2 separate regions of the Mus musculus genome follow, and region 2 is linked to region 1. The links are chromatin loops, found by intact Hi-C in ENCODE. Cell type or tissue: left cerebral cortex. All regions are shown on one strand. Links, peaks and the distances in the headings refer to the core of each region. The heading gives the core; the rest is flanking DNA. Region 1 overlaps Snd1 (staphylococcal nuclease and tudor domain containing 1). Region 2 overlaps Snd1 (staphylococcal nuclease and tudor domain containing 1).

Region 1 (10,395 bases), core at 2,850-5,349:
TGTGCTTCACTGATGTCCTGATGGCCCTGGAAGGTGCCAGGTAGGGAGCCTAACAGGCTTCTGGGGAAGACAAGTGTCCCTGCTGGGTGGCTTCTCTTTTGTCAGGATAATAGGCCACTTTTATTCCAGAAATTCCTGTTTCACCATATGCAACTGTTTCTCTGTGTTCTCTCTCCAAGTGTCTGTATAAGACTGACCTTTAAAAGAAGTCTGCCACACTGTAAAATGTCTTTAAGGAAGTTGGTTTCTTGCATGGCTTTAGAAAACAAGTGAAGTAGACAAAGCTGCAATCCAATATCTTTTCAGTGCCCACGGCTATGGAACTGTTTAACTGGTAAGGCGTGTGTGGCCTGTGATTTGTTTATCCATTCTGAGTGAGTGTAGTTGGGGTATAAATTGTGTTTGTAAACTAGCAGCAGACCTTCACGCCCTACCCAGTCCTTCTTATAGACTCCTGTAAATGACCCATTGCCTAAATAGAGTAGCTTTCTTTTTTACCTTGTATGTATTGTACACATTAATACATTGTTCATGGATGTGGCTACACTACACTTACACTGCTTACCTCTGAGTTGGTGTCTCTAAGCCGTCTGCCTTTCTTTGTTTCCCATTTGCTTTTCCTTAGCAGAGTGGCCGAAGCTGTTGGGTTCTGGGGCCGTTAATGCCCCACATAGCATTTCACATTTAGATGGAGAGCACACATGAGAAGGACTCAAGTGGCAAGACAACACAATCCCTCTTTCTTCTCCAAGAAGGCTAAAGATTAAGTGCTGTCCAGCTACCTGCCCTGGACCATGGCACTGCAGTAGGAATTGGGGATCATTGGAGCAGATACAGCACTCCTGGCAGATGTCACTTGCCTTTGTCATCTTAGAGGAAAGTGTGGTCCATGTACCATGCTACTTAGTTACTTGGATAGTTGTGCTAAGGCAGTGGTTCTGAGCCTTCCTAATGCTGTGATCCTTTAACTCAGTTCCTTATGATGTGCTGACCCCCAACCATAAAATTATTTTCATTGCTACTCCATAATGGTAATTTTGCTGCTATTTCGAATCATAATATAAATGTCTGTGTTTTAGTGACACACACACCCCTCCTTCCAAAGGGGTCAAGAGCTGCTGTACTAAACCTTGAACCTTGAAGTCTCATACTAGGCAAACACCCTACTCTATAGCTCAAGTAGACTGGGAATATGTCATCTTCCTGAATCAGCCCCTTGAGTGGCAAGTATCTGGGATCATGGCCTTTGCCACCAGGCTTGGCAAGAACTTTTGTTTTAAACTCTTACGAATGAGTCTTCATGATGTCAGCGTCTGTTAAATCTATTAAGATGATTTTGGATGCAAAGAACAGTAACAATTCTGACTGTACTAGTAAGGGAGTTATTAGTGTGAGAGAATTATGGAAAGATAGAACTAAGTAGCCGGGAGCAACACAATGCCAAGAGTCAGGAAGCGTTAGTTATGGTTGCTTTAACTAGTAGTTTGGCCTAAGCACCCTTACCAGCTTCACTGGATGTTGCTGCAGGGGCCAGGTACCATTGTAAAATTCTAACTGTCCTGTCAACCTGTCTGTGTCAGAATGACTTATCTGCCAGGAATGAGAACATCAGTGTCCAGTGATGATGTGCATGGGATGTGGAGCTTTACTGCGTCCCATTGAGACCATGGCTGTGAGCTGTGTGTAAGGAACATGGCATTTGGTAGCTTTCACACATTTCTATGCCATATTGTACCCAAGTAGTCAGAATCCTCTTCGTTTAGTGACTTGTCAGAGAATAGTGTGGTGGTCAGCAAAAGAGTGAGCCTGCAGTCAGACTGAACAAGCCCAGAGCAGTCTACATGGTCAGTAAGAGAGAGAAGGCAAGAATTTTTTCCCTCATCTGAAAGTCCACACTCATCACACTACAGCTTTTCTTCTTTTTCTTTAAAGCAATCTCAGTTCCTAATGCCTTCTGAGCATTTAAGTAAGTGTTCTATCAGTAAGGTGCACTCTCAAAGTCAACAAGGTGATGTATTGTGAAATACTATTTCTCAAAGGATAGAAGGGCAGAGAAAGAGATGAAGAAAATGTTGCTCTGTTTCCAGTGAATGGTTCTGCTTTATGTTGGAATATATGTTGAGGGGAAAGGGAAGACATTGGTCATTTTCAAATCATTCATTTCTCAAATAGGTCCACTGAATCTCCTTTGTTGGCAGACAAACCATTTAGTTAAATGTCTAATGTGTATTTTAGCAAGTTTATTAGTATTAGAGTGGTCAAACTTATAATCTAATATGAATAGATTATTTTTAATGTGCTGATATATTTTTAATGTATTAAAGGCATCTTAGATAATTCATGAGCACATTATATTTATTCCTGTTTTATAGAAATTTTAAAGGACAGCAGTATAAGGGAAATGGTCTGAGATTCAGAGGGCTCTTGGGTGCCTGTTGTGATGGTGTCTGTCTCTGTTTTCCCTTAAACATCTGCTTACAATTTATCTCTGGATCTGTCTTCATCTCTATATGGAAGCATTTAGATTAGTTTATCTCTGCGGACTCTTTTTGCTCAAAAATTCTGTGACTCAGTCAGTTATTACTTTGTTTTCATCTGACAGCCCACAGAACCCCCTGGGAACTCTGTGAGAAATCAATCTGCTAGCCAATAAATATTTATTGAATGCCTACTAAGTGTGTGACTCTTCATAGACCAGGAGGGAATACAGTCTAGGTGTTCAACAAGATACACTCAGAAAGGAAGACGATAATACATAGCGTCAACAGACACCTGCTAATTTTGTGTGCCACCACAGAGCACAATGGGTGGGTGCCAGGTCTGGGAGCCCCCAGGAAGTGCACTGCCTGGGTGAGCACAGTAAAGCTGGAAGGGACTTCCTCAGGCAGGGCTAGAGAGGTCTCCAGGGCTAGACTGTACATAATATTCTTGCTTATTGTGTGACACTGCTTAGTGAGAAAGACACTAGATTCAGAATGGAAAAACTTGGCTTCTGGTTGCAGCTCTGCCACTTACAGTAGGATATCATGCTGCAAATCTGAAAGGATTTACTCTTTGGGGAAACAAAAGGCATGTCTGCCTCTGTATTGATAAAAAGATTAGGTAAGATATTGTGTGTTAAAATGACAGTCCTTTAGTAGCCCCCACAAATGTCTGCTACAGCTACAACAGTCTTTCAGTGACTGTAAGTAAGCTGTGCCATCAGACATTGATAGATTGGGTGTTGGATCAGGCAAAGTCTCTGTCATACTAAAATGCTGCCTCTCTATTCCCAGCCTTTTGGTTATACCATGACTCTTGCTCATAAGAGGTGCCACAAGTTTCATGTGCTGATCAAATGAGATAACTATTTTAAAGTATTTAAAAAAGGACTCAGTAAAGACCAGTCTTCCTAGCCTCCCTTAATCTTATATCCTTTCTCCTTATCTGTCTCTTCACTGTTCCTCTCCCCATCCCCCGTTGATGTCCTCTCACACCTCCTTCCCCTCCCCAACATCATTTCAGACATAGGAAGTCCATGCTTGTCTCTATATTGAAACCTTCCAAGCGTGTATTCTCTGGTGGTAGAGCTGGTGCTGGTGACTGGAAGAAGTAGGACTATTTGGCATCTAAGTGTTTTTGAAATGATTGAGCTGGCAGTGTTAAGGATCAGGTAGGGGATGCTGTATAGACCATAGAAGACACAGTGGACGTCTCAGCAAGAGTGGGGAGGAAGAATAGAGAAAGAAAGCATGGAGGTTTGAGTCCTGCCGGGATGTTGTTCTGCAATCAACATGGCTGGCCTGTGGGACTGCAGGATGGAGGAGGTGATTGGTACAATTCAGCAAAATTTTTAATCTAGGAAACTGCATTTTATTTTTGAAATGCTGAGTTTTATGTGAGGATGACTCACACAAATTCACATGTCCTGCAAATAGTTGGAAATGTGAATGCATGGCATATTTAGCTATGAGTAGACCAATTTGGCTGGGTTGGAAGCACGTGTTTGTTAGACCAATTACTTTTTTTTTTTTTTAAGCTAGATCTAGGGGCTGGTGAGATGGCTGAACCATTAAGAACATTTGCTACTCTTCCAGAGGATCCCCAGTTCTGTTTCCACCACCTACTTCAAGAGGTTCACATAAATCTGTCTCTGTGATCTGAGACCTCTGACCCCTGCAGGCACCCACCATCACATGCACATACCCATCCACAGGCGCACACATGTATGTACACATAATAATTTTAAAAGGGCACATATCATATCTTTTCCTCTAGTTCTTTTTATTTTATTTTATTATTTATTTATTTATTTATTCTTGATTTTTCAAGACAGGGTTTCTCTGTATAGCCCTGGCTGTCCTGGAACTCACTTTGTAGACCAGGCTGACCTCGGACTCAGAAATCCACCTGCCTCTGCCTCCCAAGTGCTGGGATTAAAGGCGTGCGCCACCATGCCCGGCATTTGCTCTCGTTCTTTATGAGGCACCTATTGTCTCCATTTCTTCCATAGAATAACTTTGGTGGTCACTGTCATATCCTCTGTCATAGAAGAAGATTCAAACCAGCCCATGCTTTGTTATTCTTTAGTTTTATTGTGCTTGACTGGGATAGTTGTAGACTGGGGAAGAATGCTAACTGTTTGAAGGTGGGTGGTATCTGTGTTATTGCTATTTATTTAATATGCTCCTCCTTCCTCAATAGCCTCACTTCCTCAAGTATTTGGTCACCTTGGCAGTACCCTGGTATTTGGAGGGGAAGTGTCATCATGAGCAGAATGCTAGTTATACTCGTCTCATAAAGCCTTAAACATGATATTGCTGAATACTAAGACTATCAAATAAGAGGTGGCAATAAGATTCTAGCACTGCAGAAATCCTGGGGCGAAGTAAAATTGTCTGTTTACTGAGCAGAACTATCTGATGTTGTGTTTCCTCCCTTCTTTTGCTAAAGCATTTTCAGCCATATTTTCAGAACTATACCCTCCACTAGCCAGATGTATGATGTGGCTTTAGGGGTTTCATTCTATGGCTTCCAGCCATAGTGTTTGACTCCTGCTTTCCCTGTCAGTTGCTCCTTCAGGAAATCAACGAAAGTATGCCTAGTGCAGTAATAGAACATAAGTGGACCAGGTATCTCTGTGGTTCATAGATGCGTTGGCAGGCGAATGTGAAGGAACACCTCCTCAGTACCCAGCGTTTAAAAGCCAGGGCCCTGGACCTCTTTGATTTTTCCTGTTTTTTTTTCCCCCACCCAGTCTGAAGAATGCTGTTGGAGTTGAGTGGAGCATGGCCTCTGTGTCTGGGGGCATTGATTAGTGCTCAAATGTAAGGCTAGTTTTGAAGTGTAATCATCATTAAGTGATTGATAAAGACATTTCCGTGGCTGTGAGCTAGATCAGGTTAGTGGCTGCCTGTGTGTAAGGCAGCGGTGGTCATGGAGGCCTTGTCCTCCTCTTTTCCATCCTGCACTTCCTGCCTTCATTCCCAATGTGGCCTACAGTCAGACTGAGTCTACTCACATCGGTCTGCATCCCACTCTTGTTGCTTATCTTTCCCTTTCTGGGATCCTTTCCTTTTGCTACGATGGTTAAAGAGCAGAGAAAATACTAGCTCTTTGAAGATGGGTGCTCTCTCATTACAGCTGCATTCCAATTTTATTGTTCTTCCTTGCCCAGATGGTTTGCTGCTTTGCAAGTGTGCTCTTCTCTCCCCTCTCCCACCCCCTGGAACACAGTAACACACATAATCGTTGCTTCTAAGAGTTTTCCTTTTTTCTTGATTGGTTGGTTCACGTCTTTTTGTTGTTTGTTTGTTTAACAATAAACCATTTATGGCCCCACCTCCCCCAGTCCTCCCTCCATTCTTGAGATGGGCTCTCAGTATGTAGCTCTGGCTGACCAGGAGCATTAGTCCCTTCCTGCCTCTGTCTCCTGAGTGCTGCTGGTACAGGAATGCATCTCACACCTGGCCATAATAATGACATTTTAATTTTTAGGTTACAGTGTATGTATACTTTGATAGCCCTTGGCAGTGAAGACAAGCTCTTCCTCTATCGTCTCTGCTGGCCTCAAACTTAGCATTGCCTCAGCCTCCAAGTGGTTAGAAACGGGGCCGATAGGCCCAGGAGTTGTAATCTATTACACTGGCCTGTTGATGTGTTGAGGGGTTTGGGACCAGGCTCTTTTCTGGTGGGTTGTCACAGAACCTCCAGTGTGCATGCTTTGCTGCAGGCCTCGCTCTACCTTAATTCTACCCTTAATAGTTTATGATTTCCCTTCCACTTCACCTGACCTCATCACTAAAGCTGACGAGGAACACAGAAACATTAAAATCTTCTAGTTTGTTGTCAGTTTGTATTGTGAATGCTGAGAGAGTCACCTAGCACTGTCAAGATTTTTTTTTTTTTTTTTTTGGTTTTTCGAGACAGGGTTTCTCTGTGTAGCCCTGGCTGTCCTGGAACTCACTCTGTAGACCTTGAACTCAGAAATCAGCCTGCCTCTGCCTCCCAAATTCTGGGATTAAAGGCGTGCACCACCACTGCCTGGCTCTGATGATATTTGTTAAAAAGAAAAGGTTTAGAAATCAATTTGAATCAATTTTAGAACCAGCTAAGTTTAAGAGGAAGTTTTAAAAGAAGGTAGGTAAGATGGAGGTAGAGAATTTAGAAAATCTGTAGAAGATATGTATTTCCAATTATTGATGCTTCAGAAACAAATATCCTGTGTGCACGTGCTGCTGGGTTGTAAGAGAAGTGCTTGGCTGTCTGGGTGGGAAAGGGGTAGAGCTGGGACCCTTTCAGTCAGTAGAAACCAGGAGACCAAAGACACCGTTATGGAAATGTGTGATGTGAGTCTTGGGAAAGGTGATCCTATTAGCTTTTAAAAGCTATCCTTCGCTTAGTGGGATTTTTTTCCTTCTTTTGAGGTCTACTCTGGTTAGAAAATACTCAGAGTAAGGTTTTCTTCCTGGCCCATTGTCTCTCTCAGTCTGTCTTGTGCTGAATTTTTGTTCTTACCCTTTATAGATGCATTTTTTTTCCAGCTTTAAGAAGCCAAGTCTGTCACCAGCCTGAAGTGCTGGGTTCCTGCCTCTAAGAATATGAGTGCTAGAGGTCTTAGTGGGAACAGAGGATCTTTGTGGAGCCTCCTTTGAGGAACTGTGAGCATTAAGCATTTCGAATGGTATCAGAATTAATCTTCATTACCAACCCTGTGGAACTTAGGGTAGCCATGGAAGGACATCTCTGGCAATATCTATGAGGATGCTTCAGTAAGGTTTGACATCAGGAAAGATGCACGAATGTGGACAGCACCCTGGCATGAACCTGGGGCTGAATAAAATGGAGAAAGCAAGCTGAGCATCATCGCTCTCTGCTTCCTGACTTTTGGATGTAGTGTGACCAGCCACCTCACCTTCCTGCTGCTGTGGCTTCCCTACCACAGAGGCCTATGTGTCCTCACATTGTCAGCCTGAAGTAGCTGTTGTCGGTATTTTCTCCTAGCCTCAAGAAAAGTAGCTGATATGGACCAAAAGCTCACATTCTCCATATGTTCCGAAGAATCTTCTGATCTATTTGTTGAGTCTTTCATTGAATTTCTTTATTGAACCTTTGCTTTCTTACTGCCTCAACTGAGTTGCAAAGACAGACATAAGCTCTAGATTCTGTTGTCCATCAGCTCCACTGTAGCATTTGTCTGAACAGCTGATGAGAAAGAAATTGAGCCATTATAATAGAGTTCTGGGCCTCTAGGCCAGCGCTGTGAGAATGCCCACACTTAAAGCAAAAGCTTAGCCAGTGTACAAAAAGGAAGTAGCCGAACCCTTCCAGCATCATACTGTTGTAGCCTTTGGGAATCATAGCTGCCCATCCTAAGCCTATGCCTCAATGTCTCACAGAATACAAACATGGAGTGTGTGTTGTCTGTGGCATTTGACCTTCAAGTCTTGAAATTACAATAATATTTACAATAAAGTTGTATGGTGAGTGTGTAAATGCATATATATATATATATCTATATACATATATATATATATATATATATATATATATATATATATATATACACACACATACACACACACACACACACTCGAGATACATTTCTTCCCACAGACAAGGTGACTGCTGAATATACTGAGCTTTTAATTACCATTCAGTCCTTCCCTTTAAGTTTCATTAAGATATATTGCAAAAGTATTTCTTTGGGTTTGCTTTATTTTAAATATGTGCCCACATGTGTTTGCCTTAAGGAAAATATTCTCCTTTTGTAATCTTCCTAGGCACCTCAGTGGCTGATAAAATGAAGATGGCTCTTAAGTGGAAAATGTTAAGCTCAAAGGGCCTAGATAGAAATCTGGGCGCCTGGAGCACTGAGCTATCTATTATCCTTTTCAGATGGAGAGTGGCGGGGGTGGGCCTGCAGAGGTGTGAGCTATTATTATTCCCCTGCCTGCTCTGTAGGTCCTTATCCATTTAGCCCAGTTTCTATTTATCATGTTACATATTTTAGTTAGCTCTTCTTCTAGGCACCAAATCATGGAAGTCACATAGTGTGTGAGTGAGAGAAGTATTCTCCCTGTTGCATATGCATGAGCTTTGTCTGTATTGATAGCCAGACATCTAAATGCATCATGTCTAATCAGTTAAGTCATGAATTAACATTCTTGAGAAACAGGCTTTTCATAATTTAGCTCTGAAAAGTTAGTATGGTTAGTGTTTGTAGACAAATGGAAATAATTTCATCTGAAGGTACATAGAACTCTAAGGAGGCATATCTGCTCAGAGAATAGTCCAACTTGAGGTATCAAGGCCCCAGGAGGAGGCTATAGAACTTGCACAGGGCAGAGTCTGTGGCAGATGCACACATCTATCTAGGAATGTGGCTCTGAGGCAACTCAGGAGGAAGTGACAGCAGTGATACAGCTTGGCTCTGGACAGGCATGTGGATCCTGCAGGGAAGCACACTAAGGATAACCCTCTTCCTTGGATGGAGAGAGTTAAAGGTAGGGAAGGGAGCAACACTGTGCAGGACTTGTGTTACATCCTGCTGGTTTTGGTACAGCTTCCCCAAGAAGGGGAAATTGATGCTTTTATTTACTGGTCCTTTAAGTTGGAAATCTTCGATCTCTTCTATACCTATTATCCTTAGGTTTGGTCTTCTCATTGTGTCCTGGATTTCTGGATGTTTTGTGTTAGGAGCTTGTTGCATTTTGCAGTTTCTTTGACTGTTGTGTCAATGTTTTCTGTGATATCTGCTGCACCTGAGGTTCTCTCTTCTATCTCTTGGATTATGTTGGTGATGCTTGCATCTGTGACTTCTGATCTCTTTCCTAGGTTTTCTATCTCCAGGGTTGTCTCCCTGTGTGATTTCTTTATTGATTCTATTTTCATTTTTAGATCCTTGATGGTTTTGTTCAATTCCTTCACCTATTTGTTTGTGTTTTCCTGAAATTCTTTAAGGAATTTTTGTGTTTCCTCTTTAAGGGATTCTGTTTACATGTGTTCTCTTGTATTTCTCCTTAAGGGGAGTTATTTATGTCCTTTTTAAAGTCCTCTATCATCATCATGCAATGTGATTTTAAATCAGAGTCTTGATTTTCCTGTGTGTTGGGGTATCCAGGGCTCGCTGTGGTGGGAGAACTCAATTCTGATGATGCCAAGTAGCCTTGGTTTCTGTTGCTTATGTTCTTGCCCTTGCCTCTCACCATCTGGTTATCTCTGGTGTTAGCTGGTCTTGCTGTCTCTGACTGTAGCTTGTCCCTCCTGCAAGCCTGTGTGTCAGCAGTCCTGGGAGAACAGTTCTCTCCAGGAGACATTAGTGTAACTCAAGGCTGGCACCATGAGAACCCTGATTTACAGCCAGTTGATGTGTCTGTGTACTGATGTAGTGATATTTTTGTTAATAACTTGATTTTTCTTTCTTGTGAATGTAGGAAAATTACCTCATTTATAGGAATTACACACTTAAGAACTGGGAGATGATAACAAAACAGGTCAGGCACTTGTTCTCAGATGGTTCTTCTTTGTACAGTATGTGCAACTTTTCTGGAACACTGTAGACTTGTGAATTATACACATATATTATAAAGCAATCCAAACAATTGTAGCCAATTAACTTACTCATTAATATATTTTTCTGTTACTTTCAATATTAAGATGTAGGGAGGCAATGGGAAAGGTAGACAAAAATATGCTCCAATGCTTAGAGTCTTGTGTACTTAAAATACTACTTTTTAAATATTTTTATTCTCTTTCATGGGCTTAATGGACCTTGTTCACATTTGTAGAATCTGGGACCTGATGGTTTGAAATTGTCTTCCAGATGGAACTTGGGCTTGCTATAACCTGCATGCAGTGTGGATTGAAGTGGGTGAGGACGATGCCCAGAATTGTAGACACTTCGAAAAAAACCTG
Region 2 (10,395 bases), core at 4,626-7,125, 53 kb after region 1:
GGTCACATGAGTAGCACATCTGGGCCATGCCTTCAAAAATTACCGATTCTTAGGTGGTTAACTTGCATAGTTTCCTTCCTCTGAACTTTTTATCCCAAACTGAAGACAAATGAGCACCTATCTGTGCCCACTGCTCCGAAGACAAAGGAGCGTGTGTCCTGTCATGGTCACTGCTCTCCAGTGATTGTCTCCTCCTTTTCTCCATCAGGACACCCAGAAAGCAAAGCAGTTCCTGCCCTTTCTTCAGCGGGCAGGCCGTTCTGAGGCTGTGGTGGAGTATGTCTTCAGTGGCTCTCGCCTCAAGCTCTATTTACCTAAGGAGACCTGCCTCATCACCTTCCTGCTGGCCGGTGAGTTCCATGTCACTTATGTCCTCATAGGAAGTTGACCCTGGTCTTCTCCCTGTAGCCTCAAGCCCTCCTGTTTTTCCTTCATTCCGCCAAGCATATGACTTTGGAAAATAGTTTGAAAGACAGCACTGAACCTCATCCTGCATAGATGGAGGGAATTCTAAGCCCAGAAAACAAATAATAGGATCTCCGTACTTGGCATTAGCCATTTAAGGTCACCTGCCCCTGCCGTGTCAGTAGTAAGCAGCCTCAGGATCTGAGCTGCCCTGCCCGTGGTGTTCCCCAGGCAGTGCCTCTTGGCCCTTTTTTTCTTTTCTTCCAATGTCATCAGGTTCCCAGTCCTTTAGGAAAGTCTCGCAGTGACACCACTTTCACTGGCTCCTCCATCAGTAGTGTTCCATGTTGACTGAGAATGACGTGCTAGGGCAAGCCTTCCTCCTTCCTTGTCGCCTGAACATGCACCTCTCGTAGCCTGCCTTTCTAGGTAGCTTAATGTTTCCCTAGACAGCAAGACTGTATGAACTGTGCTCTTTGAACAACTTACATTTATGTATTCAGAGTATAAACCGCTTCATTTCTTCGCTGCTGGCAAATAATAAAGATATTTATTTCCAGTCAGCCCTTACAGAAACTGCGGTCTTTGAAGGAAGGCTGTCCCTTCATCCTCCTACTGCTCATACACATTCATCCACTCACAAAGGACACACGCTTTTGTGCTCCCAGATGGCGGTGCCGTTTCTGTTACTGTCCTGTTGCCTCAGCACTTCTGTTGAATTCTTGAATAGAATTTGCTGTGGTTGAAGGGAGCAAGAGCTTTGCTTTCTATTCGTCCACAGCCAGAATCCCTTGGCCCCTTTTTCCTGGAAGGCACTGAGAACTTCTTGTCTAGATAAGAGAAATAAAGCCAGGCCCCAACTGGAAGGGTTGAGTTATGTACGGTAAACCACTCCCTGACCACCTGGCCGTGAGCTCACTGCTGCTGAGTGACTGTCCTCTCTTGACAAGGCACCGGTTTGATGGTCCCTACGGAGCTCTGCAGGGTTCCTGCAAGGACTCCATCCTCAGAGACAGTTGGAGAAAGAAGGCTCGAATCAAATCCACACCTTGCTGGAGGGCCAAATTTGTGTTTCTGTTGGTGGCAGTTGTAGTAGAGGAAGGCTACAGGGCAGTGCGAGTCTCTTCCTGTGGATATTTGTGCCCTGTTCTTAAGCTTTCTGTAGGTGAGAGGTTTCTTGGCTGTGGATTCTTGTTCTGGGGTTTGAGGTATATATTCAGCTCATTCTTCTATCTACACAAAAAACTAAAGCAGCATCTTGGCAGCGTGGAGTTTAGTCCAGGATGGAAAACAGAAAAGGTCTGATTGTTTCTCAGAAACCTGGCTTCAGATCCATAGAGGACCAAAGACACTGTCTTCTAAACTCAGCTCCTTCAACAGAGCCAGCTCATGGAGGTTCTGCAGGATGCTGCTCATTCCACCTCAATTAGAAGGAAGCCATGATACTGCTTGAGTATGTCAATCATTTCTTCTGTAGACTTAGCATTCTCCTAAGTGTCATAGTTCCAAGACATTGCCTAAGTTAACTTCCAGTCTGAAAGATAGATTACATAGCAGCAAATACATGCTACAAAGCATAACCACAAGTCTTTGGGAGGTAGACTTCCCTTGTGTGTAGGATGGGTGTAGGGGAGGAAGTCAGGCATCCTAAACTGGAGCCTAGGAGTAGATATGAAGGCCATAGTCAAAGCTAAAACAGTGAGAGAAGCTCGTTAGAGAAATGGGTAATTGGTTTGGCCTTGGATGTATAATATTTATAGTTTCCATGGCAATGTTGCGGCTCATCAGAAGAGCCTGGGCAGATGCTCAGATCATGGAGTACTCCGCATGTGTGCAGTGCCTGCAGAACAGCTTTAGGAGTGGTGTATTCCACCCCATATGTGAAGTGAACACCCAAGAACTCCAGCATAAGGCTACGAATTCCTATGCAGACAGGAGCTGCTACCCTGTGAATAACAGAACCATTGAGAGTGGTTCTGGGAGGCTAAGGAGATGGAGAACTCGGAGGAGCCAGCACAGTCAGAGTTAAAACATCAAGTGTGCAAAGCACTGACATGATCTTATACTGTTTAATCAGTCAGAAAGTCATAGGTGACCTTTGTAGATATATTTTCATCAGTTATCAACCAAAGGCAGATTCCAGGTGACTAGAAAATACCCATGGCTGCTGGTAAGGAGCAGACTTACCAGATAAAGACTGCTTAGCTCAAAGTCTATCAGAGAATGGAAAATAGCACATATGAATGAGAGTTGACTGGGTAACATGGCAAAAGGATGCCGGCATCTACTGTACTTCTAAAATTGACACATGCTGTCAAGTCATGAGGTTGTATGTTAGAGTTAGAAAGCTATCTAGTATAGCTATTTGTTTTTCTTAAAACAATCCTCGATTGTTAGCTAAAACTCAACAAAATCTTCATATCAAAAAGATAGACTAGCCAAGGCTGGTGGTAGAAGCCTATAATCACAGTACTGAGGAAATGGAGGCTAGATGATCGAGAGTTCGAGGCTATATATCTAGACTAACCTGAGCTACATGAGACCCTGTCTTCCAAAGAGGTTGTGCAGAGATAGGGAGGATGGAGAAAAATCTTAGGGAACATGCAGTTTAAAGAGATGAGGGGCCCTGATGCAAATTCGAGAATTCAAGGAGATTGTGAGTGGACAAGGCAAAGCTGACCTGGGGATGAAAGTTCGCTGGAACATGGGTGGTGTGAGTCTGCTAAGAGAGACCTTTGTGACCTCAAGGTGAATGAGCATAAGCATAGGCCTGGAGACCTGAGCTGTGACTGTTGGGACAGTCTATTCTCATGGCACAACTCACTCCACACCATATGAAACTAACTGCAAAAATGGTCTCTATCACAACTCGATCGCAGTTCGCAAGGGGAAAGTCAAGACATTTGTTGAACTCCATCCCTCCTTGCCGCTCTCATTAATCCTGGCCTTTTGGAGAGCTCTCTGTACTTGAAGGTGGGGTGGATACTTTGCATTTTTATGTGGCCTTTTTTGGGCAGACGGCCCCACAGCTTGATAGGGAGTGGCATTTGGCCGGAGCCAGCTGGTCTCTCTGTCACGGTTCCTGCACCCCTGTACGTGAAGTGATTGTTTAGTCAGATGGGATAGCAGGTGGGGCTGGGAAAGTCAGCTGCAGCTAACAGGTCAGTGCCTCCTGACAGCTCGTGCCCTTTAGTCCTTTCAGCACCTGGCCTAGGTTTGGTCAGCGAGCAGACGACCTTAGCCGATCAGAGCTGAGAGTGCTGAAGGTCCCTAAGCCTGCTGCTGTGCCTCCTGTGCACACTTATTTTGCTCTTGGAGGCAAATCACAGTTGGTGATCCTGAGAACCCAAGGCAGCTTATGTTTGTTTTTAAGGCATCAGTTTTCCTCCAGCAGCATTTAGTAAGCCACACACGTTTCCTTCCATTAGAACAAAAGCAGCAAACCTTAGTCTTTGAATTCACGTTAGCTCAGTCACTCACCGTGTGTGTGCAGCTTTATTTTGGTATCTTGTCTAAGAAAGACTGAAGCATATATTTGCAGCTCATGTGCCTCTTGATTCTTATTTTTTATGAGCATGGAGTGTGTGCCCTACTATTACCATGACCTTTGTGTGAAGGTTTTTTGTTGTAAATTACATGATACCCCTTGGGCATCAGGGCCATGCTGAGGGCACAGTTCAGGAAGTTGTCATACTGACTAAGCATAGCAGGTATCAAGGTAATGTCCTGTAAACAAAATGCCTTCTCCAGAACTAAAAGAGAAGAGTAATTTGAACCTTCAGGGTAAAGTAACGTAAGGAATCTTAAATCAGGTCTTTGGGATCTTTTGCCAACCTAGGTTGAAACACATACAAATTGTTTGCACTTCTATGCCTTAAAGTTGGTGCAGTCTGGTGAGTTACAAGCCAAGGTGAGCAGGGTGAGGGGCTGGGCTAGATAGCACTCACCTTACATAGAACTGACTCTTGGGACAAACTGTCTAGATGGCAGCAGCCACTTGGCAGGGGTTCCATGTGGACCACAGCAGGTGACTTACACTTAACCATTTACTTAGACACATGAGCTAGGACGAGAAAATGGGGCTTCCCTTTGCCTGCCCTTTGGCATCTCTTTTACTTTTTTGTGTCTTTCTGATTATAGCTCCCTGCCCCACCCCCTGGTGATGCAATCTGACAAGCTAGGCAATAAGGCTCTAGGTGTCTACGTTTTAATGACTGGTAGTGGATTTGTTCACGATGCACAAAAGGTGTGGCTATGTGTCTGTCCTTCCATCTTGAATGCCTTTGAATGGTGTTTCATTTCATTTCCTTCCTTCACTTCAAAGTCTCTTCCAGCCTGTCGTAATTGGAATATCAACTGCTTGTTTCAATAGACCAAAAACTTGTAATGAGAGCAAGGGAGGGAAGGTAAACAGGAGCATCCTTCTCATCTCCGGGCCCCAGGAATGGTAGATCCCCATTGATTACCAGTGCCTAACCAAATTACACAATTAAAGCCAATGTATGTTTAAGTGAGAAACCCCATTCTGCTATCAGAGAGGTGCTAATGAATCAGACTGTTACTGTGGTTGTGTTTGCTGGGCTTCTATCCTTAATTAAGCAATTACAGGGTCTGCTGATACTTATGAATTCCTTTCAGATGTTTTAATTGAATTGCAACTTAATGGATATTTGTAAAGTGGGATATTCTTTCTCTTGGGACTTCCCAGTTTGGATGTCTCCTCTGCCTGTGTGTTTTCAGTTGGGACCCGTCACCTGAAATAGGCAGTTTGACAAGAGACCTTCCGGAGATTCTGTAGCTATTTATTTATTTTTATGATGAAGAGCATCCCAAAATGTCACTTACAGGAAATTATTGCCACAACAGGTTTGGGCAGCATTTGTGACAAGGCCCAGAGTTCTCACAAATTTATTACAAGGTAGGTACATAAATTAACAAGATAGTTTATGCTCTCAAATTAACTTTTAATTTAGTAATATACACAGCCATATAAAACCAAGTAATAATAAAATTAGAATTATCATAAATGAAAGCAGCACATCGTAAGAATTGTCTTAGTTCCTTTTGTGTTGTGGCCATGACCCAGCTAAGCTGAGACTGGTAATGCGTATGGGGAAGAAGTGGATTCTGGCTCTCAGTTCTGGAAGCCGTGTCATCTAAATCCCGAGTGGTACCAGCATCTGCTTGCTTCTGTGGGAACCCCTGCTGCTTCAACTCAAGGTAGAAAGTTGAAGGGCAAGTGTATAACTAAAAGAGAAAAATTCCGAAGAGCAGGGTCACTTCCTAACTCCTACTCCTCCAGTAAATAATCCATCCCTTAAAGTCCCTGCCTGCCAACACTGCCATTGTACCAGTTGTATTTCACTGGGATGGAGGGGTGTGGGGGAGGGTAATACAGGATGGCAAACCCAGATGCAAAGCACAGCAAAAGAGCAGAGGAAAGAACAAGTAATTGAGGGATGAAAAACCTTCCAGGGAAGGTAGCAGAAGATGTGGAGCTTTTCTTTTGGCAGATTGGCTATCTAGGCAGAACATTTTTGCCTGTCTCAGTTCTCAGAAGAATTGCCTTACGAAAAGGATGCAGTCCTCATCGCTGTGTCTGCTTCTGTGGGACTTTCTCAACAAACTTCTTCTCAAAGGACTTTCCTCCCATTGAGCTTCAGTGCTGTGGCCTCAGCGTGAAGTCTCTGCCTGCTCACGGGCAGGTGAAAGAGCAAAGCCTCTAACTGTAGGCTGATTGTCTACCTTCTCAATCATGAACCAGCCCCAGAATGCACTGCCTCATAACTTATGAGACATTCATTGGCATGGTTATTTAATAATGTTTTCTGTCCTCTGGGCACCATCTTAAGGAAGATAGAAATGCATGATAAAGTTGGAGCCTTCTAGCAGGAAGGAATGTATAGACATAAAGGGGAACAAATATTTTAAGGATAGGGTAGCTGGGCTGTTCAGATCAGTCATCCCGACACATGAGCGGCTAAGGCAGGAAGATTGGCATAGTTCCAGGCCAGCCTGGAGTACAGTCTCAAAACAGTAATAATAGCAAACAAAACATGAGGTAGGAGAAAGAGAAACACAACCTTAAATTACAAACAGATGAGACTCACTTGGAGATTCTGAAACAGTAAATAAGCATTGTGATACTCTTAGAGAGCTAACCGTCCTGCTCTGAAACCCAGAAGTTCTAGATTCAGAGACCAGTGGGACAGACTGCTAGTTTGGGCCAAGGCAGGGTACCCTGTTCCATAGTATTTTAATGGTATGTCATCTTCAGTGAGAATGGAAATGCCCGTATCTGGGAGTGGACCATAGGGCTCAAAGGATAAAATAGTGTTTCAGGAGACAAGAGGGAGGGCTTCAATTAGTTCAATAGCCACTTCAAATATTTTTCTGAACAAGGCAAAGTAATAAAGTCATCAGTAAAAATAAAATTTGTTCAGCATAGTTTAAGGGAGCCACAGACCTTGTAGCTGAAACACTTAAGGATTCTGATTTTCAGATTCCTCAACAATTGTTTCATTCAGACAAGCCAAATTATCTTGGTATGATGATGGTGACCAGGGGTTGAAGGAAACAGCAAGGCCCTATGGCAATTCTGTGTCAGCCTGTGTCAGCCAGGGGCTTTTCATTGTGGAACCCTCTGTGGAGTGTGTCAGACTTCTGTGGCCTCCAAGTCAAACTGTTCAATTGATCCTGTCTCACTTGGGTTCTGTGTGCCAAAGAAACATTGTATAATCCTCCACTTGGAATGCCTTTGGCTGATCGCTGGGAAGATTCCTTCTGAACTCTTCGACTTCGCAGAAGGCTGCCAGTGCTTTTTGTGGTCTTATTAGTTCAGAGTCTTGGTTTAGGTGAGATAAGGGTGATCCTTGGTAGAAACAAAACCTGTCATTCACAGAGAGTACGAGCCCTGAGAAGGAGCCAGAAGCAGGGCTGTGTGCTTTTTCCTTTACAGTTCCTCCTCCTCTTCCTTTTCTACTTCAACAAGGGTTCCTTGCTGAATCTTCTTAGGGCAGGGAATGGTGAAGAGGAAGTTTCCAGGGATCTGAGAGGTCCATTGGCATGTGTTCAGTTATAGCACAGTCTCTCTGGTTGTGCCCATTGCATTCCATGGCATTTTCAGAATACATTTTGGTAGAGGGTTGTTTGTTGTAGTTTTCTCTCAGCACCATTACATCAGCTTGCTGGCATTTTCTATTTACCAACTAGCACTGGTGAAAAGGCATCCTAGATTAGGCTACTCTCCACTAGCCTAGCTTTATGAGGGAGTCTGCTTGGCCAGAAAGATTATAGAAGCAGACCCTGGATGAAAGACAGGAAACATAAAAAATAATTTGATGATTTAAAACTAAAAGGAGGAAATAATTTGATGATTTAAAATTAAAAGGAGGAATGGACGGATGGCTCAGCAGCTAAGTGCACTTGTTTGCAGATTTGGTTCTAGCACCCACATGGCAGCTCACAACTCTCTGTAACACCAGTCCCAGGGGATCTGACACCCCCTTTTGGTCTCCACAGGCACCAAGCAAACACATGTATGTAGACCTACATGCAAGCAAAGCATATATATAACAGTTAATAATTATTTTTTAAGAGAAATGTTATGACATTTCTTGTAGTGAGTAGCCTCAGCATGAACAGTACACACTACTTGTAAGAAGTATCTTGGTTGCTATGAGAACTGCCTCTCAATTTACATCATTTAACCTGTTCATTATTGAACAATGAAATAAATGGTCTTGGCCCTTCTCTTCTGCCCTAGGTCATTGCTCCCCTTGCAGCTTGTTCATAAAGTTGCTGGGGTCTCTCCAACTGATGTCTGGATTTGCATGAAATTGTACAGTTTGTATGGGAGCTACACACTTGAAAGTTGCCTGGTGTGGGCCACCATGCGCATTCCCTCAGTTGGCCTTTACAAGGCCTCACAGACTTTGACTCACCACGCATGAGGCCACCGAAGCCCTGGGAGCTGTGCCTCATAGGAACATTCCTATTCTGACGGAGAGGTGCCAGGCATCGCCCCATATGTGCAGAAATGAGGCACAGAAGTCCCTGTCATATGTGGGAAGCATCTGAGACAAATGCAGTCACTACTGAAGCTTTTTTCCATTTATTTCAATTACTTAGAGGTTTTGGAAAGGTTTAACCAGGGTTTCTTTTCTCTTTGCCTATGAAAAAATAAATGAGAAGTACATCTTCTATGGCTCCCTGCTAACAGGGTTCTAAAATGGGCTGTGGAAGAACTTGACATTGGCGCTCTCAGGCTTCCCTGTGTGTAGTCCTCCCTTCTGTGTAGTCTAATGTTGCTTTACATAGAATTCCCGGATAAACACTGGGACTCCTGTGCACACCTTTACTGTGGATGAAGGTGGCTAAGTCTACCAGTCAGCAGACTAGCAGAGAAGTCCCTGTTTCCCTGCCCTTGTGTGCCTCCTTTTCCTGAGCTTGTACATCTGCTAGTGATTTTTCTAGGGTTAATTTGGGTGTTTTTATTTTTAAATTGGAACATGGTGTCTGTCTCTTCTCGGTGTGTGTTTTGGATGCAGCCCCTGTGCTAGGCATGCGGTTATTAACTCCACTGATACGCCAGTTCACTCATTAGCATTTGCATTTTAAATTACAAGCTAGAGCAGACGACATTTATGCTATATTTGTACCATTGCCTTCTTCATGAATGATGTTGTATGTGCAGGGAATGCAGAAATAACTCTAAGGCCCTGATATATTTTAGTCTGTTTTTCAGCAAACTGCTATTTCTTTTTACTCTTGATTCTCATTGTTTAACAGGGAATTTTTTTTATTCTTTTCCAAGTTTAGATATGCTCGTGAGTGCTACTGATTGGGAAATGGTAACAACAACAACCCTTCGTATCAAAATAGGCATATTGCGTAGAGTGGCCATCTTTCTCACTCATGTGGTATTCCTTGTAAGCAGCCTGCTTTGATTTGAAGAGAGCAGAGTTTTCTCCTTCCCAGAGCAGTGGGTGGAAGACATGGTAACAGATACTTGTTCTTGCCTGTATCTGTGCTCCCATCCCCCCTTGTAAAAGCCAGTGGTTACTTACACCTGCTATTGCTCAGCACTGCAGGGGAAGAAAAGAAGATGGTGGAGGCCTTCGAAGGGTTAGCATTTGGACTTCACTGCCCTGCATACTAGATCGTGAATTGCCAGCACAGAAGTAGCCCCTTAAGATGAGAGGTGCCAGCAGTTAAATCCTCTTGCCCAGCCCCTGCTCATGGTAGATAGCAACTTCATCATAAAGATCTCGAGAACCAAATGAAAACTGCACAGTCATGGACTGGGACCAGAGCCTTCCCAGCCTCTCCCAGCTCTTCCTAACCTGGAGCTTGCTGATTAAGGGCAGAAAGCTTGCATTGGCTGATCAGCACACATGTAGTGCTTTTTCTATAATTCAATATCTGATTTTGTTTCTTTAAGTTCTGACTTACAGGGACCTTTTTTGGTAAAAGACCAGTTCTTTTACACCCCCCCCACACACACACACACACACTCACTATACACTTTTAAAATAGTGTAAAAGGGTCTCAAATGCATATTGCAAATCAAGGTGCATTCTGGGTAGACAACCAAAATTCTGCAGTTGATATAAGTAATTTCCCTTATTTCTTTCTAAAGCAAGCTTGCTCAGTCTCTCTCTCTCTCTCTCTCTCTCTCTCTCTCTCTCTCTCTCTCTCTCTCTCTCTCTCTCTCCTCTGCTAACTAATTCCTGAGTAAATAAGATATAAGCACCTACGAGGCTGGTGAGGTACAAGCTTGTAATTCACTAACTCAGAGCCTGATGCCTGCAGCTGGGCATGTGCTCTCTGGCTGAACATTGCCTGCTATGTGCAGGGCTTTGAGCCTAGACCTTAGCACTAATTTTCAAAAATACAATAAAATCTGTCTTATTGCTGCACATAATATGTCATACACTAAGTAATAAAAGACATTACATGGCCTGGACAGATGTAATTCTAAGCCTCCTT

What was found. A loop is a pair of places that touch in the nucleus more often than their neighbours do. Peaks named below come from ENCODE experiments on the same cell type or tissue, not always from the same donor. Only the 100,000 strongest peaks of a DNase experiment are listed, where the experiment ranks them.
Region 2: a loop joins it to region 1, with 5 times the contacts of the local background. A loop is called at or near these places in 3 of 42 quality-filtered maps.

The regions. Positions count from the first base shown.
Region 1 is chr6:28,693,543-28,703,937 of GRCm38, forward strand. All of the region lies in intron 12 of Snd1 (staphylococcal nuclease and tudor domain containing 1), which reads left to right. Among named protein-coding and RNA genes, the nearest start is that of Lrrc4, 130 kb to the right of the region's middle. In left cerebral cortex, for the core only: no CTCF peak of the experiment used is centred there; a DNase peak (open chromatin) is centred at 3,901; H3K27ac peaks cover 993 bases.
Region 2 is chr6:28,744,977-28,755,371 of GRCm38, forward strand. It overlaps Snd1 (staphylococcal nuclease and tudor domain containing 1), which reads left to right. Exons shown (of 24, transcript NM_019776.2): 15 at 209-350. Among named protein-coding and RNA genes, the nearest start is that of Lrrc4, 82 kb to the right of the region's middle. In left cerebral cortex, for the core only: no CTCF peak of the experiment used is centred there; no DNase peak of the experiment used is centred there; H3K27ac peaks cover 123 bases.